Regions from separate parts of the Homo sapiens genome. Here region 1 is linked to region 2. Evidence: read pairs that join two places in POLR2A ChIA-PET (ENCODE). Cell type or tissue: Panc1. All regions are shown on one strand. Links, peaks and the distances in the headings refer to the core of each region. The heading gives the core; the rest is flanking DNA.

The links. Peaks named below come from ENCODE experiments on the same cell type or tissue, not always from the same donor. Only the 100,000 strongest peaks of a DNase experiment are listed, where the experiment ranks them.
Region 1: POLR2A ChIA-PET joins it to region 2 with 9 read pairs; 2 of 35 experiments call an interaction of 5 or more read pairs at or near these places.

What each region holds. Positions count from the first base shown.
Region 1 is chr3:136,852,305-136,862,103 of GRCh38, forward strand. It overlaps SLC35G2 (solute carrier family 35 member G2), which reads left to right. Exons shown (of 2, transcript NM_025246.3): 2 at 2,139-3,584. The coding sequence starts at 2,157. The coding sequence ends at 3,395. NCK1-DT (NCK1 divergent transcript) reads right to left here and starts at 9,759. Exons shown (of 3, transcript NR_110177.1): 1 at 9,443-9,759. RefSeq lists enhancers at 8,833-8,882, 9,443-9,502. In Panc1, for the core only: no CTCF peak of the experiment used is centred there; no DNase peak of the experiment used is centred there.
Region 2 is chr3:136,260,724-136,270,522 of GRCh38, forward strand. It overlaps PCCB (propionyl-CoA carboxylase subunit beta), which reads left to right. Exons shown (of 15, transcript NM_000532.5): 5 at 1,229-1,342. Among named protein-coding and RNA genes, the nearest start is that of PCCB, 15 kb to the left of the region's middle. In Panc1, for the core only: no CTCF peak of the experiment used is centred there; a DNase peak (open chromatin) is centred at 5,958.

The sequences.
Region 1 (9,799 bases), core at 3,452-5,951, 590 kb after region 2:
TTCCAGCTGAAGGTGGTGCCTTTTAGAAAAGAAAGGAGTAAATAGGAATAGAACAGTTAGCTCCCCAGATGGTGTCGAAGAACAAAATGAGATTTTATTTCTGGGCCATTGTTTAAGATCCTGGAACCGATGAGTTTTTGGCAAGAAATCAGGGAGTCACGAGGAAGAAAAAAAAAGATTTTTTTTCTTTTTCTTTTTTTTTTTTTGAGATGGAGTCTTGCTCTGTTGCTGATGCTGGAGTGCAGTGGCACAATCTTGGCTCACTGCAACCTCCGTCTCCTGGGTTCAAGCAGTTCTCCTACCTCAGCCTCCTGAGTAGCTGGGATTACAGGCACCTGCCACCATTCCCAGCTAATTTTTGCATTTTTAGTAGAGACAGGATTTTACCATGTTGGCCAGGCAGGTCTCGAACTCCTGACCTCAGGTGATCTGCCTACCTCGGCCTCCCAAAGTGCTGGGATTACAGGCATGAGCCAGCGTGCCTGGTCTCTTTTTTGTTTTTTAAGCGGGAGGAGAGGATCATTGGGAGGGAAATAGGAAATTGTTGAAAGGAAGGAAAGAAAGAACCAAGTGAAAAAATAAAGGTCTAAAAGAAATAATAATATTGTAGAAGATACCCAGTGTTTCATAAAGTTGTTATAGGTGAAAGGAAGCCAAATTTATTGCTAACATTTATTGAGAGTTTACTATATGCCAGCACTGTGGCAAATTGTTTATATGCATTATTTTATTTAATTCTTACAGTAAGTTCAACTTTTTTTCCCACTTGACATTATATAGTGGACATCGTTTTTGTTTTGTTTTGTTTTGAGACAGAGTCTCGCTCTGTCACCCAGGCTGGAGTGCAGTAGCACAATCTTGGCTCACTGCAACCTCTGCTTCCTGAATTCAAGTGATTCTCATGCCTCAGCCTCCCGAGTAGCTGGAATTACAGACACATACCACCAGGCCCGGCTAAATTTAGTATTTTTAGTAGAAATGGCATTTCACCATGTTGGCCAGGCTGGCCAACTCCTCTCAAACTTCTGGCCTCAAGTGATCCGCCCGCCTCAGCCTCCCAAAATGCTGGGATTACAGGTGTGAGCCACCGTGCCTACACTGTCATTTTTAATAGATAGCATAGTATTCCATTGTATGAACATTCATTGTAGTAAGCTACAATGAACTCTCCTGTATGTACATTTTCCCCACATTTTTTGGTATATTCTTTTTCTTAAGTAACAGATAAACATTTTAATTCTATTTTTGGATAATATCACAATTCAAAAATAAAAATGTAAAAAAATAAATAACAAAAAGGTTTTCTTCCATTCTTGTTCCTCCTGTCACCTGAACCACCATTAGTTTTCTTGGCATCTTTATATAATTTCTTTGTTATGTAAACAAATATAAATACGTATTCTTATTCCCCCCCTTTTTTATTCAGAATGTAAAAAGCATCTTGTGATCATCTCTTTAGCATAAAATCTTAAAAGTGGTATTGCTGAGTAGAGGATAGTTAAAATCTTAATACATATGGTCCAACTGTTCACGAGAGAGGTTGTACAATTTAACCTTTCTACCAACAATGCATGAGTGTTACTAAATTCATGTTATTTATGTTCTAATTTCAGTGTATTTTTATATCTCAAAACTTATGGGGAGTCCAGAATAAATGTTTAAAAATCACTATAATTTATAAGGTGAATTCTGGTATTATACAGAATTGATTATACAAAATACTTTGGACTTAACTAATAATTTATAACAGGCAAATGGACCCAATGAGAAGGAAAGGTTTGACCTAAGTTATTATTTATCTTTCTGTGTTTTGCTTGTTGGATAGGTGGAGAAACAGGTAGGAATGAAAAGATGGAAAAATCCGTTTGTGGTATAAAGATAGAAGATAGAGCTGAATTAAACAAGTAAGCAAAGAGAAATGGAGACAGACTTCAGATGAGAGTGAAAAAAGGGTAAACAATTCCAGTAGGTACCATACATCTGATAAGGCATATTGCCAGATCATCTCTAATTTCTTTTTTTTCTGGACTACTGTTACAGCCTCTACTTTCTATCATTGAATTGATGCATATGATTATAATAGAAATTAAATTTTCAATGAAATGAATGTCTTTTTGTCAATTTTTTTCTTTAAATAGAATTGATTATCTGAAGAAATGGATACTTCTCCCTCCAGAAAATATCCAGTTAAAAAACGGGTGAAAATACATCCCAACACAGTGATGGTGAAATATACTTCTCATTATCCCCAGCCTGGCGATGATGGATATGAAGAAATCAATGAAGGCTATGGAAATTTTATGGAGGAAAATCCAAAGAAAGGTCTGCTGAGTGAAATGAAAAAAAAAGGGAGAGCTTTCTTTGGAACCATGGATACCCTACCTCCACCAACAGAAGACCCAATGATCAATGAGATTGGACAATTCCAGAGCTTTGCAGAAAAAAACATTTTTCAATCCCGAAAAATGTGGATAGTGCTGTTTGGATCTGCTTTGGCTCATGGATGTGTAGCTCTTATCACTAGGCTTGTTTCTGATCGGTCTAAAGTTCCATCTCTAGAACTGATTTTTATCCGTTCTGTTTTTCAGGTCTTATCTGTGTTAGTTGTGTGTTACTATCAGGAGGCCCCCTTTGGACCCAGTGGATACAGATTACGACTCTTCTTTTATGGTGTATGCAATGTCATTTCTATCACTTGTGCTTATACATCATTTTCAATAGTTCCTCCCAGCAATGGGACCACTATGTGGAGAGCCACAACTACAGTCTTCAGTGCCATTTTGGCTTTTTTACTCGTAGATGAGAAAATGGCTTATGTTGACATGGCTACAGTTGTTTGCAGCATCTTAGGTGTTTGTCTTGTCATGATCCCAAACATTGTTGATGAAGACAATTCTTTGTTAAATGCCTGGAAAGAAGCCTTTGGGTACACCATGACTGTGATGGCTGGACTGACCACTGCTCTCTCAATGATAGTATACAGATCCATCAAGGAGAAGATCAGCATGTGGACTGCACTGTTTACTTTTGGTTGGACTGGGACAATTTGGGGAATATCTACTATGTTTATTCTTCAAGAACCCATCATCCCATTAGATGGAGAAACCTGGAGTTATCTCATTGCTATATGTGTCTGTTCTACTGCAGCATTCTTAGGAGTTTATTATGCCTTGGACAAATTCCATCCAGCTTTGGTTAGCACAGTACAACATTTGGAGATTGTGGTAGCTATGGTCTTGCAGCTTCTCGTGCTGCACATATTTCCTAGCATCTATGATGTTTTTGGAGGGGTAATCATTATGATTAGTGTTTTTGTCCTTGCTGGCTATAAACTTTACTGGAGGAATTTAAGAAAGCAGGACTACCAGGAAATACTAGACTCTCCCATTAAATGAATACCTGATTATTATTGTCTCATTAATGTTCAGTTATTATGTATACTGCCATTTTAATGTTTACCTATGAATGTCTTTTGTGTTATATAACTGACAGAGTGCTATAAAATATATAATATATACAAATGCAGAAAATTTATTCTAGTCTAATATATTCAAATACAAATATTAAATATATGAAATACGTTATGAATCTGGTATCTTTATTGGTATTTATGGGTGTCTTTCCAGGTAAATTGTAGTAGAAGGAGAATGTTAACTGCTATTACTAAATAATAGAAGACTCAAAGAAATGACCCCTTTCAGATGGAACTGAAGTTCAAAAATTAGAAATGTTCTACAAATGTTCAACAAAACTCCTTCATTTGTGAAAAATACACTATAAGGTGAAATGTTGAACACCAAACCCTGTTTTGTCATCTACTTGCATTAGAAAACTAGAAGTCATAGGGCTGGGTAAAGGAGCCTGGGTTGAGGCAAGAAAAGAGGAAAGAAGGGAAAATAAGTGGTTTTTTAATGACAATGGGTGGCTGTCCAAAGTTAGAACAGGAAATTGGTTTTCTCCTTATTATGAGCACATTAGGCGATACATAGGAAATAGAAATAGGGAGAAGTGTGGATTCTTGCCAGTCCTACCTAGCCCATGCCATTTTGTCCCTGATGTTTGGAGACCTAACGTTGGGGTAGGGTCTGCTTATCCTCAGTTATGTAGATCTCTTCCAAGGCTGCCCTTGTTTATGATTTTGTGGCTAGTGTATGTGTGAGCTGCAGTAAAAGTACTCCTTACTCCTGAAAAAGGCACCAACAGTAATCATAATGTAGCAGAAAATTGACATGGTATCCTGAGATTCTTTTCAAAAAGGTCTAAAAGTCTGTAAAAGCACATATGATGGCATTAAGTCTAATTTTGGCCATTCTTACCAATTTAGCACAAATAAATGATATGGTACTGTTTATTAAACTATTGTCTCAGGTCCACATTCCCCCTTCTATACATTTCTCTGTAATGCTGTGGCTCAAACCCTGCAAACTACATTTTTTTCTATGTCAGCTGGTGTCTCACTAGGTTCCATCAATAAAGGGCATTAGAGGGAGACTGGAAGGCAGAAGGGAAGAAGGGACTTCCTCCTTTCCATTTGTTTGCAGTTTCTGTCACTGTTATCCCAGCAACAAGCAAGAGCCCTTTGCTCCAGCAGCAGCAATTGATTTCAGCCTTGAGCTTCTTTTGACATCCTCCCCATCCACAACTAGCCTCATCATATCCTTCCCTGAAGTAGTAGGATCAGCCAGACAGCATCCTCTCAGGGGTCTGAGCAATACTCAGCCAGGTCATTTGTCTGAGTTTCTGAGACCTGATAATCCACCTTGAGTCCCCATTTTCACTAGATCTATCATTGACAGCTGCTCCCTGCAGTTATCACCTCTGGGTAACCTCAGTGTTCCGTTTTTGCTTTTTCAGTCAATGAAAACTCAATACTAAATCCTCTCTGTAGTAATATCATCTAATTTCTGATTTCCTGACTAACATATCTCTAAACCTTCCCCAAAGGAAACTACAGCCATCAGCAGGGTACTGTGCTTTGGGAAAATGTCAACATTTAGATTTTTTCAGGGATTACTAGACAGTGGCTCTCAATAGAAATTATACAAACTGAAAAAAGAATGAACAGAGCCTGAATGACCTGTACTAAGTACTGAGAAGTCTAGCATGAGTGTAATTGTAGTCCCAGAAGAAGAGGAGAAACAGAATGGGACAGAAAAAAAAATTTGAAGAAATACTGGACAAAAGTCTTCCAAATTTGATAAAAAAAAAAAAAGAAAAGAAAAGAAAATGAGAAACCAGCAATCCACAGACCCAGGGAATGAAATGAACCCCAAGCAGGATAAATACAAAACCAAAACCAAAACAAACATCACAGTGTAATGAAACATCACAGTGTAATGAAACATCACAGTGTAACTTTTGATAAATATAATGAAAATCTTATAAGCATTCATAGAAAAAGACACCTAGAAACATCAGTGTTAACTTTTGATAAATATAAACAAAATCTTAAAAGCATTCATAGAAAAAGGCATAAGACATACAAGAAAACAATGATAAGAATTACAACTAGTTTCTCACAGATATAATGGAGGCTGGAAAACGAGAATGACATCTTTAAAGTGCTGAAAACAAAAACAAAAACCCTTTGAATGGCTTCTCATTGCCTATAGGATAAACTCTAAGGTGCCTGACTTCCATAACCTGGTTATTGATTATATTTCTAGCTATCTTCTGCTCTAGCAATATTCTACTATCGTTTAATACCTTTTTATTATGCAGGCTCCTCTATGTGGACAGATTTTTTCTAGTTAATTGCCTGACTAACCTGGCCACACAACTCCTTTCCCCTGTGGCTTAATGTCCTCCTTGCACTGGACTGTCTATAACAATTTCTAACTATAAGCTATCAGGTTTCTGGGAAAGGTCTTGACATGGAGGCTCATTTTTCCCTTTCTTGTGTTCCCAAATTCTTTTATTTTGGATTAATAAAGTAAGCCACCTGCGTGTTTTTAATCATAGACAGATTAGCTGCCCATATCCAAAGCTCCACGTGTAGTCCCTAGATAAGTTTTGTTTTTGTTTTGAGATGTGGTGTGATCATAGCTCATTGCAGCCTCAAATTCCTGGGCTCAAGCCATCCTCCCACCTCAGCCTCCAGAGTGGCTGGGACTACAGGCACATGCCACTATGCCCAGCTGATTAAAAAAAATTTTGTTTTGTAGAGACAGGGTCTAGCTCTGTTGCCAGGGCTGATCATAAGTTTTGACTTACATTTTCTTGTTGCCTGATTCTGGTTAGTCCCTGATCCACTCAGCACTAATTAGCAAGGATGATTCCTGTTTTTGGTTTGAGTTCCCCTGAAAGAGAGGAAGCAGCAGCCATGTGCATGTTTATATTTGGAAGCTGGGGAGACAGACTGTGTGAAAGGAAGTCTCTGGGACAGCTCCCACCCCATTAAAACATGTACTGCATCCCTTCTAAGTGCAATTACATACATGCCTTTCTGCCTATCTGCCCTTCCAGTCTATGCTTTCCTTTTTCATTGCTGTTTGCTTATTTTTCTTCTTTGACTCCTCTTTTGCATATATTTTTGGAGGTTTCTTAAATTTTTTTAAAGAGTTCCTGTTAAGAATGAGTGATGAGAAAGATTAAAGAAGGAAAATTAAGAGGATAAACTAGCTGGGTGCTGTGGCTCACGCCTGTAATCCCAACACTTTGGGAGGCTGAGGTGGGTGGATCACCTGAGGTCAGGGGTTTGAGACAAGCCTGGCCAACATTGTGAAACCCCGTCTCTACTAAAAATACAAAAAATTAGCCAGGTGTGGTGGTGTGTGCCTGTAGTCCCAGCAACTTGGGAGGCTGAGGCAGGAGAATTGCTTGAACCCGGGAGGTGGAGGTTGCAATAAGCTGAGGTGGTGCCACTGCACTCCAACCTGGGCAAAAAAGCGAGACTCCATCTCAAAAAACAAACAAACAAACAAAAACCCTAAATGTATGACTTCAGCATACTTTTTGCTGGGTTAATTTTCCCCACTTAAGGTGGTGGTAAGCTACATGAAGGCAAGAACTGTATTTCTGTATTTTACCTGTTGTATTTATATTCACACCTTCTGCCTCCATCGTATGTTAAATATGTAATTAGAATTAAAATTGAGTCACGCTGTGCTAACAGTTTGATGGGTGATTTTGCAGCAACAGTTTTAACTCTGGACAAGTTTCTTCAAAAATGAATATAATATCTCAGTCTGTAAACTTTATAAAATGTATCAACAAATAAAACCATTGTATTAGCTTGGGCTGCCATAATAAAATACTAGATTGGGTGGCTTACACAACAGAAGTTTATTTTTTCAAAGTTATGTAGGTTGGGAGGTCCAAAAGAGGGTGCCAGCATGGTCAGTTTTGGGTGAGGGCTCTCTCTCTGGCTTGCAGATGTCTGTCTGCTTGCTGTGTTCTCAAATGGAGAGAGCTCTCTGGTGCCACTTTCTATAAAGACATTAATCTTATGGGATTAGGGCCCCACCCTTATGACCTAATTTAATTTTTATTACCTCCCTAAAGGCCTAGCTCCAACTAGAGATGGTCCCTGACTTAAGATTTTTTTGACTTTATGATGGTCCAAAAGCCATATGCACTCTAGAATCTGTACTTTGAGTACCCATAAAACCATCCAGTTTTTCATTCAGTATTTAGTAGATTACATGAAATACTCAATACTTTATTAAAAAATAAGCTTTGTATTAGATGATTTTGCCTAACTGAAAGCTAATGTAAGTATTCTGAGCATGTTTTAGGTAGGCTACTCTAAGCTATGATGTTTGGTAGGTTAGAAGCATTAAATGCATTTCTGACTTAAGATCTTTTCAACTTAAGGTATTTTCAGTTTATGGTGGGTTTATTGGAACATAACCCCTTTGTAAGTTAAGGAACATTTATATAGTCACATTAGGAGTGAGGGCTTCAGTATGAATTTTTGGGGGGGATGCAATTCAGTCCATACCAGTCATGATAAAATATGCAGTTATTTAAACCCTTAGAATAAACTCAAAATTCACCGCCATTATTCACTTTGGATGCTAATAACAGAATGTAGACATAGAGTAGCTGTTGCCCAGTTTCATGGTCTACTTGTCCCAGTCAACCTGAGGATAGTACAGCATAAATAGGTAAATTTGTGCTTGACCTTGTGATCCTACATATGGCAGGCTGTCTTAGTCCCTTTAGTGTTGCTAGAAAGGAATACCCAAAGCTGGATAATTTAGAAATAGAAAAGGTTTTTCGGCTTATGGTTCTGATGTCTGGAAAAGTTCAAGACTGAGCATCTGCATCTGATGGTAGCCTAAGACTGCTTCTACTCATGCCAGAAGGCAAAGGAGAGCTGGTGTGTGCAGAGATTACATGGCCAGAGAGGACGCAAAAGAAGAAAGGAAGTGCGACGTTCTTTTTAACCAGCTCTGGTGGAAATAAAGAGAACTCATTTACCCTCTCCCCAGGGAGGACATTAATCTATTCCTGAAGGAACCACCTCCATGACCCAACACTGCCCATTAGTCCCCACCTCCAACATTGGGGATCAAATTTCAACAGGAGGTTTAGGGGAACAAACATCTAAATTACAGCACAGGCCAACCACATGCATGCATTACCAATCACGTAAATAATTTTGAAGTTAAATGCAGAAAACTGCAAACTTTTGAGGCTGATATCCAGGGCCAGGATTAAAATAAAAAGTATTAATGCCTTAAACAGTATTTACTGACCATCTACCCTACTGCAAGGCCCTAGGGAGAAACTGAACAGACATGGTTACTGATTCAACGGAGTTTACAATCTAGGTAGACATACAGGCAAACCATTTCAATAGCTCGGATGGAGAAAACACCTGTGCTCCAAGGAAGGTACCTAACTGAGCAAGCTTCCCTGAGGAGCGATCCTAAACTGTGCCACAAAGATGGTTAAGAAGAGATGAGGCGGCTGGGCGTGGTGGCTCACGCCTGTAATCCCAGCACTTTGGGAGGCCGAGGCTGGCGAATCACGAGGTCAAGAGATCGAGACCATCCTGGTGAAACCCCGTCACTGCTAAAAATACAAAAACATTAGCTGGGCGTGGTGGTACATGCCTGTAATCCCAGCTACTCGGGAGGCTGAGGCAGGAGAATAGCTTGAACCCGGAGGCGGAGGTTGCAGTGAGCCGAGATCGTGCCACTGCACTCCACCCTGGCGACAGAGCGAAACTCGTTTCAAAAAAAAAAAAAAAAGAGGCAGGTTACGGCGCGGGGGCGGGGAAGGGGGCCTGCAGCACCGGCGAGGGGAAGAACCAACTTACTGATGCCTCAGCCAGTGGCTGGAGCCCTAAGAATGGACAGACCTGGCTCCGAAGGTCCTCTTCATAACACTACTGCCGCCAAGAATGTAAGCTGCCCAAGCACGAGGACACTTTTAGAGGGCCCTCAGACTCAGCTTCTTTTGGTCTGTGCCTCAAATTAAGCACATGTCTTACATTTCTCCCAGGTCCCAATTTTCAGGTCTGCTTTTCTTTGTTTTTCTTTGTCGCTCCCCGCTCCTAAGAACCTTCGGCTGGGATGACATTCTTCAGGTGCAGAAACCAGGGGGAAGCTCCCAGAGCAGTGGGGGCTGAACTCAGGACACAGTCATTTTTGCTGTTAAGTCTCTCCTGCGGCGCTGAGGAGGCAGGCTCAAAGTAACCAACCAGAGCAGCCGCAGAGGGAAAAGCTAAGACAGTTCTGGTCCGGCCCAGCGCTTCTCACCCTCTAGCTCTCTACTCTCCGCCGCGCAGCCTCCGCTCCCTCCACATCAGGCACGGCGCTTGATTGACATGAGGGCCCGCCCAATCCCA
Region 2 (9,799 bases), core at 4,583-7,082:
CCTGAACCCTCCTGTTTTTACATGCCTAAAATAAAATTTGTAGGATTTTAAAGGATTAAAAATGTTTTTAAAAACCACATTTAGAATATACGTGCTCCCTTGTTAATGCATTTAATAACAAGATTTAGCAGTAGATCTAGTAACTACCGTAATTTCAAAGTAGTCAAAGGTGAAATATTTCAGGGTATCTGCAACAACTTTAATAGGACGTAAAAATATCTGTGGCTTCTAATAATGGCAAATCACAGATATTTCTAATACTGAGGCTCATTGCCTATATCAATAATGAAGAGAAATGTTAACGATCAGCTAGCGTTAGTAAAGATAAAGATGTAAATTTTTTCCTGTTCAAGTTCATGGACTCCCGTTCACAGATCTCTTGGGGTTCTGAGGATTTCAAGTGAAGAACCTCTTGTCTAGGTGGAAGGGCCAGGTGCTAGAAGGTAAAGAACAGTGCGAGCATTGTATGCTGATATTTAAAAACTACTGCTAGAGATTAGATGCTCTGGAGAGGAATAAAACTATAAATAATAGAGAATTTTGGAATTAAAGTTGGAGCTACTAGTAACTGGAACATCTGGATTATAGACATGGTCCTGTCATGTATTACTCCTGAGACCTTGGGCCAGTCACTTAACTTTTAAACCTTAATTTTTCTCATTTTACTCCCTCTGTTATGATGGGTAAATGAGGTAATGGAAGTGAAAGTACTTTTTAAACTGTCAAGGACTGTAGGAATATTGCTTATTATGCTGTCGGAATTACTAACCCATGAGGAAAATCTGTCACATTAGAAGTAAAAGCAGGCCCGGGCCTGCCCTCAGATTAACAGATGGGTCAACATCTGCTTTCATGAAAGTACTACTTTGCCATTCTGTCTACTGTAAGTTCTGTCAAAGCAGTACCTGGGAACAAAACTGGCTGCTGGAAGACGTTACAACGTGAGCCTGTGGTTCTAGAAATGGTTGCCATGAGTTGTTTTATCCCCTGCTAATGGGAAGTGCTTTGGCTCTTGGGTGTTTGGGGGCTTTAATCAGCCTATTAAATATCTGGTCCTTTGTCTTCCATGAAGGTACCCAATCGTGATGGGGAGTGAAACCAGTGTTACTGCCTCCTGTTTTGAAAAGTGCACTCAGAACGTTTTCCAGAAAACACTGTGGTATTTTGTGAATGTCGTTTTTTATATCAAGAACATTTGTCTCAATAAAAGATTTCTCTGCTGTCTCAGATCATGGACCAGGCCATAACGGTGGGGGCTCCAGTGATTGGGCTGAATGACTCTGGGGGAGCACGGATCCAAGAAGGAGTGGAGTCTTTGGCTGGCTATGCAGACATCTTTCTGGTGAGAAACCTGTTAATAGAGAATAAAAAAATACAGGGCTTAAGTTCTCTAAGCCATGGCCTGGCCAGAGCTTCTCCAACTCTCCTCATTGTTCTCTGCCGCATTGTGTCTGTTCTGTGGGTCCTTTCTGTGTCACTGGGGGTGGGATGAAGGGTAGATGAAAAGCAAGAGAGAGTGGGAAGAGAGGGTTTTCATTTTTTCTAACAGAGGGCCACTCACAGGGGAAATTACAGTTAAAGATCGTTCATAAGGGAAAAGCACTTGAAAATGTTTTTCTTTTTTTGAAAGCAAGGGAGAGGAAATATGAAAAGTTAAAATGAACTGATGTGCTTGAATTAGAAGTTTTAAAAAATGTAGCACCTTTTTTATTTTTTAGTTAAAACACTACAGGATTATTAAATAAAGTCCAAGCCACAGTGCAAAGAAGAATGAAATCACCCCAGATCCTACCATTCAGAAACATTTGGCGAACCTCATTACTGATATCTCTTTGCTTATTTACAGACTGAAATTATGAGAGAAAGAAATGAAAAGAAACATAAAATAATGTGTTATGTGAAGTATAAAGTATATTTGTGAGAGATACAGTAAGAGGCTGGGATGAGGGAGAGAGATACTGCAGACAGAAACTGGCAACATTTCCAGGGAGAAGAAAGGAAGGAGACAGGCAGACATTGTTTTTAATCAGGCCAGCCACTCTTATCATCCCTGCTCTGCAGGCTTACTTCTGTGGATGGCTTGGCCTAAGCAGTTTAGGCCTGGAAGTCATTCCTGTTTAGAAACAAAAGAGCGGCCCTCAGAGACGTGGTGATAAACCACCACATTTTAGAGCTTGACTGGATTTTAGAATATCATCTAGTTGAATACATCTTTATGGGTCTGGAGGAGGTTTTTTTTTTTTTTTTTTGAGACAGAGTCTGGCTCTGTCTCCCAGGTTGGAGTGCAGTGGCCCGATCTCGGCTCACTTCAACCTCTGCCTCCTGGGCTCAAGTGATTCTCCTGCCTCAGCCTCCCGAGTGGCTGGGACTATAGGCGTCTGCCACCACGCCCAGCTAATTTTTGTATTTTTAGTAGAGACGGGGTTTCACCATATTAGCCAGGTTGGTCTCGAACTCCTGACCTTGTGATCCGCCCACCTCGGCCTCCTAAAGTGCTGGGATTACAGGTGTGAGCCACCGCGCCCAGCTGGTTTTTTTTTTTTTTTTTAATATTTATTTATTTAGAGACAGTGTCTTGGTTGGCCAGGCTGGAATGCAGTGGCATGATCTCTGCTCACTGCAACCTCAGCCTCCTGGGCTCAAGCGATCATCCCACCTCAGTCTCCTGAATAGCTGGCACCACAGGCATGCACCACCACATCCGGTGAATTTTTTTTTGTATTTTTTTTATAGAGGCGGGGTTTTGCCATGCTGCGCAGGCTTATCTTGAACTTCTGGACTCAAGCGATTGGCCTGCGTTTGCCTCCCAAAGTGCTGGGATTACAGGAGTGAGTCACCACGCCTGGCTTTTAATTTTTGTTTTCAAGGGCTAGTCTTTACTTTCAGATCTTCATTGCTTAATTAATTGCTTACTAATGCTGCTTGTCATATTGATACCTCCACTCACTTATTCCTGCCTGTGTTATTTTTTGGTAACTTTTTATTTTGATAAAATTTCAAACTTCAGCCTGGGCACGGTGGCTCACACCTGCAGTCTCAGCACTTTGGGAGGCCAAGGCAGGTAGATCTCTTGACGTCAGGAGTTCAAGACCAGCCTGGCCAACATGGTGAAATCCTGTCTCTATTAAAAATACAAAAATTAGCTGGGCATGGTGGCACATGCCTGTAATCCCAACTACTCAGGAGGCTGAGGTGGGACAACTGCTTGAACCTGGGAGACAGAGGTTACAGTGAGCCAAGATTGTGCCATTGCACTCCAACCTGGGTGACAGAGCAAGACTCTGTCTCAAAAAAAAAAAAAAAATTCAAACTTCACAGAAAAATGACAAGAATAGTATGGGAACTCCTATATGTCCTTTTCCCAGATTCACCAGTTGTTTACATTTTCTCCATTTGTTCTGTTATTCTCTCTCCATATATACATATTTGCATGTTACATTTTTCTGAAATATTTGAGAATAAATTGGAGATACTATGTCTTCTTTACCTCCTAAGTTCTTCATTGGGTATTTCTAAAGAATAAAGATATTCTCTTAAATAACCAGAATACAGTAATAAAAATCAGGAAATTTAACATCGATTCATCGATGTTATTCTAATTCATTATCCTTATTCAGGACTTAAGTCCTTTATAGTGTGTGCTCTGGGCATGTGTGCACTTTCTATGTGCGCGCTCTCGCTCTTTCTGTCTCTGTCTCTCATATATATGTGTGTGTGTATATATGTATATATATATATGTTCCTCCTGGCCAGGATCCAATCCAGAATAAAGCATTGACTTTAGATGTTATCTCTTTTTAATCTTTTTTGATCTGGAGCAGTTCCTGTCTTTGTTCTCCATGATCTTGATATTTTAAAAAATAGCTTTGGCCAGGTGTGGTGGCTCACACCTATGATCCCAGCACTTTGGGAGGCCGAGGCAGGTGGATCACGAGGTCAGGAGATCAAGACCGTCCTGGCTAACACGGTGAAACCCCATCTCTACTAAAAAAAAACAAAAAATTAGCCAGGTGTGGTGGCGGGCGCCTGTAGTCCCAGCTACTTGGGAGGCTGAGGCAGGAGAACGGCATGAACCCGGGAGGCAGAGCTTGCAGTCAGCCAAGATTGCGCCACCGCGCTCTAGCCTGGGCGACAGAGCAAGACTCCGTCTCAAAAAAAAAAAAAAAAAAAAAGAGCTTAATGCTTAATAGGGCCGGGCACGGTGGCTCATGCCTGTGATCCCAGCACTTTGGGAGGCCGAGGTGGGTGGATCACTAGGTCAGGAGTTCAAGACCAGCCTGGCCAAGATGGTGAAACCCTGTCTCTACTAAAAATACAAAAATTAGGCGGGCGTGATGGCGAGCGCCTGTAATCCCAGCTACTCGGGAGGCTGAGGCAGGGAATTGCTCGAACCTGAGAGGTGGAGGTTGCAGTGAACTGAGATCATGCCACTGCACTCCAGCCTGGGTGACAGAGCGAGACTCCATCTCAAAAAAGAAAAGTAGCTTTATTGAGATATAATTTACAAACCATAAAATCCACCCATTGTGAAAATATAATTCAGTAATTTTAAATTAATTTTTAGAGTTGTACAGCCATAATCTAGTTTTCAAACCTGCCACTCACTCCAAAAATACCTTCTTGCCTGTTTGCAGTCAGTTCCCACCTAACCACAGTCAATTCCTCACCCAACTTTCTTATTTTACAAATTTTTCCATCTGACTCCTTTCACTAAGCACCATGTTTTTTGAGGTTCATTTATATTGTAATATGTATCAGTTTGTTCCTTTTTATTGGTGAATAATATCTATTGAATATTTTATGTATTTTCATCATTTACCAGTTGAAGGATATTTGGATTGTTTCTGGTTCCTGGCTATCATGAGTAAATGCTACTGTGAACATTTGTGTATTACTTTGTGTGGATATATGTTTTCATAACCCTTGGATAGATAGGTACCTAAGAGTGGGATTGTAGGTTTTATGATAAGCTTGTTTATAACTTTTTAAGAAATTGCCAGATGGTTTTCCAAAACAACTAAACCATTTACATTACCATGAGCAATGTGTTCAGGGTTGCAGGTTCTCCATATCTTTGTTGATACTTGGTATTGTCAGTCTTTTTTTGTTTTTTTTTTTTTGAGACAGAGTCTTGCCCTGTCGCCCAGGCTGGAGTGCAGTGGTGCGATCTCGGCTCACTGCAAGCTCCACCTCCTGGGTTCACGCCATTCTCCTGCCTGAGCCTCCCGAGTAGCTGGGACTACAGGCACCTGCCATCACGCCCGGCTAATTTTTTGTATTTTTAGTAGAGACTGGGTTTCACCATGTTAGCTAGGATGGTCTCGATCTCCTGACCTCGTGATCTGCCCACCTCAGCCTCCCAAAGTGCTGGGATTACAGGTGTGAGCCACCACCATGCCCAGCCTTGGTTTTTTTTTTTTTTTGAGATGGAGTCTCACTCTGTGGCCCAGGCTGGAGTGCTATGGTGCAGTCTGGGCTCACTGTAACCTCTGCCTCCCAGGTTCAAGTGATTGCCCTGCCTCTGCCTCCCGAGCAGCTGGGATTACAGGCATGTGCCACCATGGCTGGCTAATTTTGGTATTTTTAGTGGAGACAGGGTTTCACCATGTTGGCCAGGCTGGTCTTGAACTCCTGACTTCAAACGATCCATCTGCCTTGGCCTCCCAAAGTGCTGGGATTACAGGCGTGAGCCACCGCACCCAGCCAGTCTTTTTTTGAGACAGGGTCTCACTCTGTTGTTCAGGCTGGAGTACAGTGGCATGATCACAGCTCACTGCAGCCTCGACCTCCTGGGGTCAAGCGATCCTCCTGCCTCAACCTCCCAAAGTGTTGGAATTACAGGCGTGAGCCACTGTGCCTGGTCCAGTCTTTTTGACTATAGCCATTTTAGTGGTGTGTAATGGTATCTCACTGTAGTTCTAGTTTGCATTTCTCAGATGACTAATCATGTTGAGCATCTTTATGTACATATTAGTCATTTGTAAACCTTCTTTGCTGAAATGTCTATTCAGATCTTTTGTCCATCTCGTAATTGGGTTTTTGAGTTGTAAGAGTTCTTCATATATTCTGGATACAAGTCCTTTATCATATATATGATTTGTAAGTATTTTCTCCCAGTCTGTGGCTTGTCTTTTCTTTCTTAGTGGTAGCTTTATTTTTATTTTTATTTTTTATTTTTTGAGACAGCCTCACCCTGTCCTCCAGGCTGGAGTTCAGTGGTGTGATCTTAGCTCACTGCAACCTCCACTTCCTGGGTTCAAGTGATTCTCGTGCCTCAGTCACCCAAGTAGCTGGGATTACAGGTGCATGCCACCACGTCCAGCTAATTTCTTTGTATTTTTAGTAGAGATAGGGTTTCACCATGTTGCCCAGGCTGGTCTTGAACTCCTGAGCTCAGGTGATCTGCCTCCCTTGGCCTCTAAAAGTGCTGGGGTTACAGGCGTGAGCCAGCACACTCAGCCTATTTTTATTTTATTTTTTAGAGACAGGGTCTTGCTCTGTTGCCTGGGCTAGAGTGCGTTAGTGCAATCACAGCTCACTGCAGCCTTGAACTCTGGGCTCAAGCAATCCTCCTGCCTTAGCCTACGGAGTAGCTAGGACTATAGGCACACACTAGTACACCCAGCTAATTTTTGAAAAATTTCTTTTGTGTGTAGAGATGGGGTCTTACTACATTGCCCAGCCTGGTCTTGAACTCCTGGTCTCAAGCGATCTGCCTCGGCATCCCGAAGTGCAGGGATTACAAGCCACTGCCCCAAGCCTGTGGTGGCTTTTTTTTTGAGCTAGGGTCTCACTCTGTCACCCAGGCTGAAGTGTAGTGGTGTAATCATGGCTCACTGCAGCCTGGACTTCCCGGGGTCAGGCAGTCCTCCTGCCTCATCCTCCTGAGTAGCTGAGACCACAGGCACATGCTACCACATCTGGCAATTTTTTTTCATTATTTGTAGAGGTGAGGGTCCCACTATGTTGCCCAGGCTGTTCTCAAACTTCTGGACTTAAACTGTCCTCCTACCTCGGCTTCCTAGAGTGCTGGTGTTACTGGCATGAGCCGATGTGCCCAGCCTCTGGTGGCTTTTGAGGTGGAGAAGTTTTTAATTTTGAAGTCCAGTTTATCAAGTTTTCTTTTGTGGGTCATGCTTCTATTGTCATATGTAAAAACTTGTAATACAAAGTCATGAAGATTTTGTTTTCTTCATGGAGTTTTTTTTGTAGGTTTGGCTCTTTTTTTTTTTTTTTTTTTGAGATGGAGTTTCACTCTTGTCGCCCAGGATGGAGTGCAATGGCGCTATCTCAGGGATTATGGGTGCCTGCCACCAAACCTGGCTAGTGTGTGTGTGTGTGCGTGTGTGTGTGTGTGTGTGTAGATATATATATATATATATATATATATATATATATGTATATATATATATATATATCTACATACACAAGTACATATAAGAGAGCCCAGCCAGCTTTCTTATAGTAGGTCTGTGATCCATTTTGAGTTAATTTTTGTATATGGTGTGACAGAAGAGTCTAACATCACTCTTGTCTCCCACCATTAATTGACATAACTATTCTTTCCCCATTGAATTGTCTTGACACATTGATAAAAATATCAGTTGATCATAAATGTAAGGGTTTGTTTCTGAACTCTCAGTTCTTCCATTGTTCTATGTCTGTCCTTAAAATAGAACCACACTGTCTTGATTACTGTAGTTTATAGGAGTTTTGAAGTTGTGTAAAATCCTCCAACTTGGTTTTTTTTTTTTTTTTTAGATGTAGTCTCGCTTTGTAGCCCAGGCTGGAGCACAGTGGCATGATCTCAGCTCACTGCAACCTCCACCTCCTGGGTTCAAGCGATTCTCCTGCCTCAGCCTCCCGAGTAGCTGGGATTACAGTCACGTGCCAGCACACCTAGCTAATTTTTGTATTTTTAGTGGAGATAGGGTTTCACCATGTTAGTCAGGCTGGTCTTGAACACCTGATCTCAGGTGATCCACCCGCCTCGGCCTCTGAAAATGCTGGGATTACAAGCGTGAGCCACCGCACCCAGCCCGATCAGCTCTTAACTCTACAAAAATGCCTGCTGAGATTTGATAGGAACTGCATTGAGTCTGTAGATGAATTTGGTGAGAATTTACATCCTAACATATTGAGTCTTCCACTCCACGTAGATGGAATGTTTCTCTGTTTATGTAGCTCTATACTTTGTCTCAGCAATATTTTGTAATTTGCAGCATACCTGTCTTGCACTTCTTTTGTTAAACTTATACCTAAAATATTTCACTCTGGCCAGGTGCAGTGGCTCACGCCTGTAATCCTAGCACTTGGGGAGGCCAAGGCAGGGGGATCACCTGAGGTCACAAGTTCGAGACTAGCCTGGCTAACATAGTGAAACCCTGTCTCTACTAAAAATACAAAAATTAGCCAGGTGTTGTGGTGCATGCCTGTAATCCCAGCTACTCAGAAGGCTGAGGCAGGAGAATCGCTTGAATCCAGGAGGCGGAGGTTGCAGACTCCAGCCTGGGTGACAGAGCAAGACTCCGTCTCAAAACAAAACAAAATATTTTACTCTTTGTGATGCTATTTAGAATGGAATTATCTTGTTAATTTCCTATTTGGATTCTTTGCAAATGTATAGAGATACAATTGATTTTCATATGTTGATCTTGTATACTGCTTTGCTGAGGTTGTGTATTAGCTTGAATAGGGGGTGTGTGTGTATGTGTGTATTTCTTTGGATTTTCTATATACACAATCATGTCTTCTGCAAATAGAGGCAGTTTTACTTATTCCTTTCTAATCTGGATGCCTTTTATTTCTTTTTCTTGCTAATTGCTCTGCTTAGAACCTGTAGTACAGTGTTAAGTAGAAGTGGTAAGAGTGGACATCCTTGGCCGGGTGCGGTGGCTCACGCCTGTGATCCCAGCACTTTGGGAGGCCGAGGTGGGCATATCACGAGGTCAGGAGATAGAGACCATCCTGGCTAACACGGTGAAACCCTGTCTTTACTAAAAATACAAAAAAATTAGCCGGGTGTGGTGGCGGGTGCCTGTAGTCCCAGCTACTCGGGAGGCTGAGGCAGGAGAATGCCGTGAACCCGGGAGGCGGAGCCTGTAGTGAGCCGAGATCGTGCTACTGCACTCCAGCCTGGGTGACAGAGTGAGACTCTGTCTCAAAAAAAAAAAAAAAAAAAAAATAAGAGTGGACATCCTTGTCTTGTTCCTAATCTTAAGGAGAAAGCATTCATTCTTCACCATTAAGCATGATGTTAACTGGTGTGTGTTTTTTTTTTTTTTTTGGACATTCTCTTGAAGGTTGAGGAAGTTCCTTTCTACTTCTAATTTTTTGAGTGTTTTTATCATGAAGGGTATTTAATATTGTCAAATGCTTTTTTCTGCATCTGTGAGATAATCATGTGTTTTTTGTTCTTTATTCTAATGATATGGTATGTAACATTACTGGTTTTTAGAATGTTAAACCAACCTTGTATTTCTGTGATAAATCCTACTTGGTCATGGTATATCATCCTTTTTTGGAAGGTGCTGGGCTCTGCCAGTATTTCCTTGAGTACTTTTGAATCAATATTAGTAAGAAACATTGACCTACAGTTACCTTGTGATTTTTTCTTTTGGTTTTGGTATTACAGTAATTCTCACCTCATAGAATGAGTTGGAAGGGTTGCCTCTGTGAGGTAGGTTCCCTATGCACTGGTTATGAACTTTTCTGATTTCAGTAAGACAGAACACTCACACAAGTTACATGAAGTGCCCGGCCACATCTGTTGTTTTTTGACATTTTTTTTTTTCCCGCT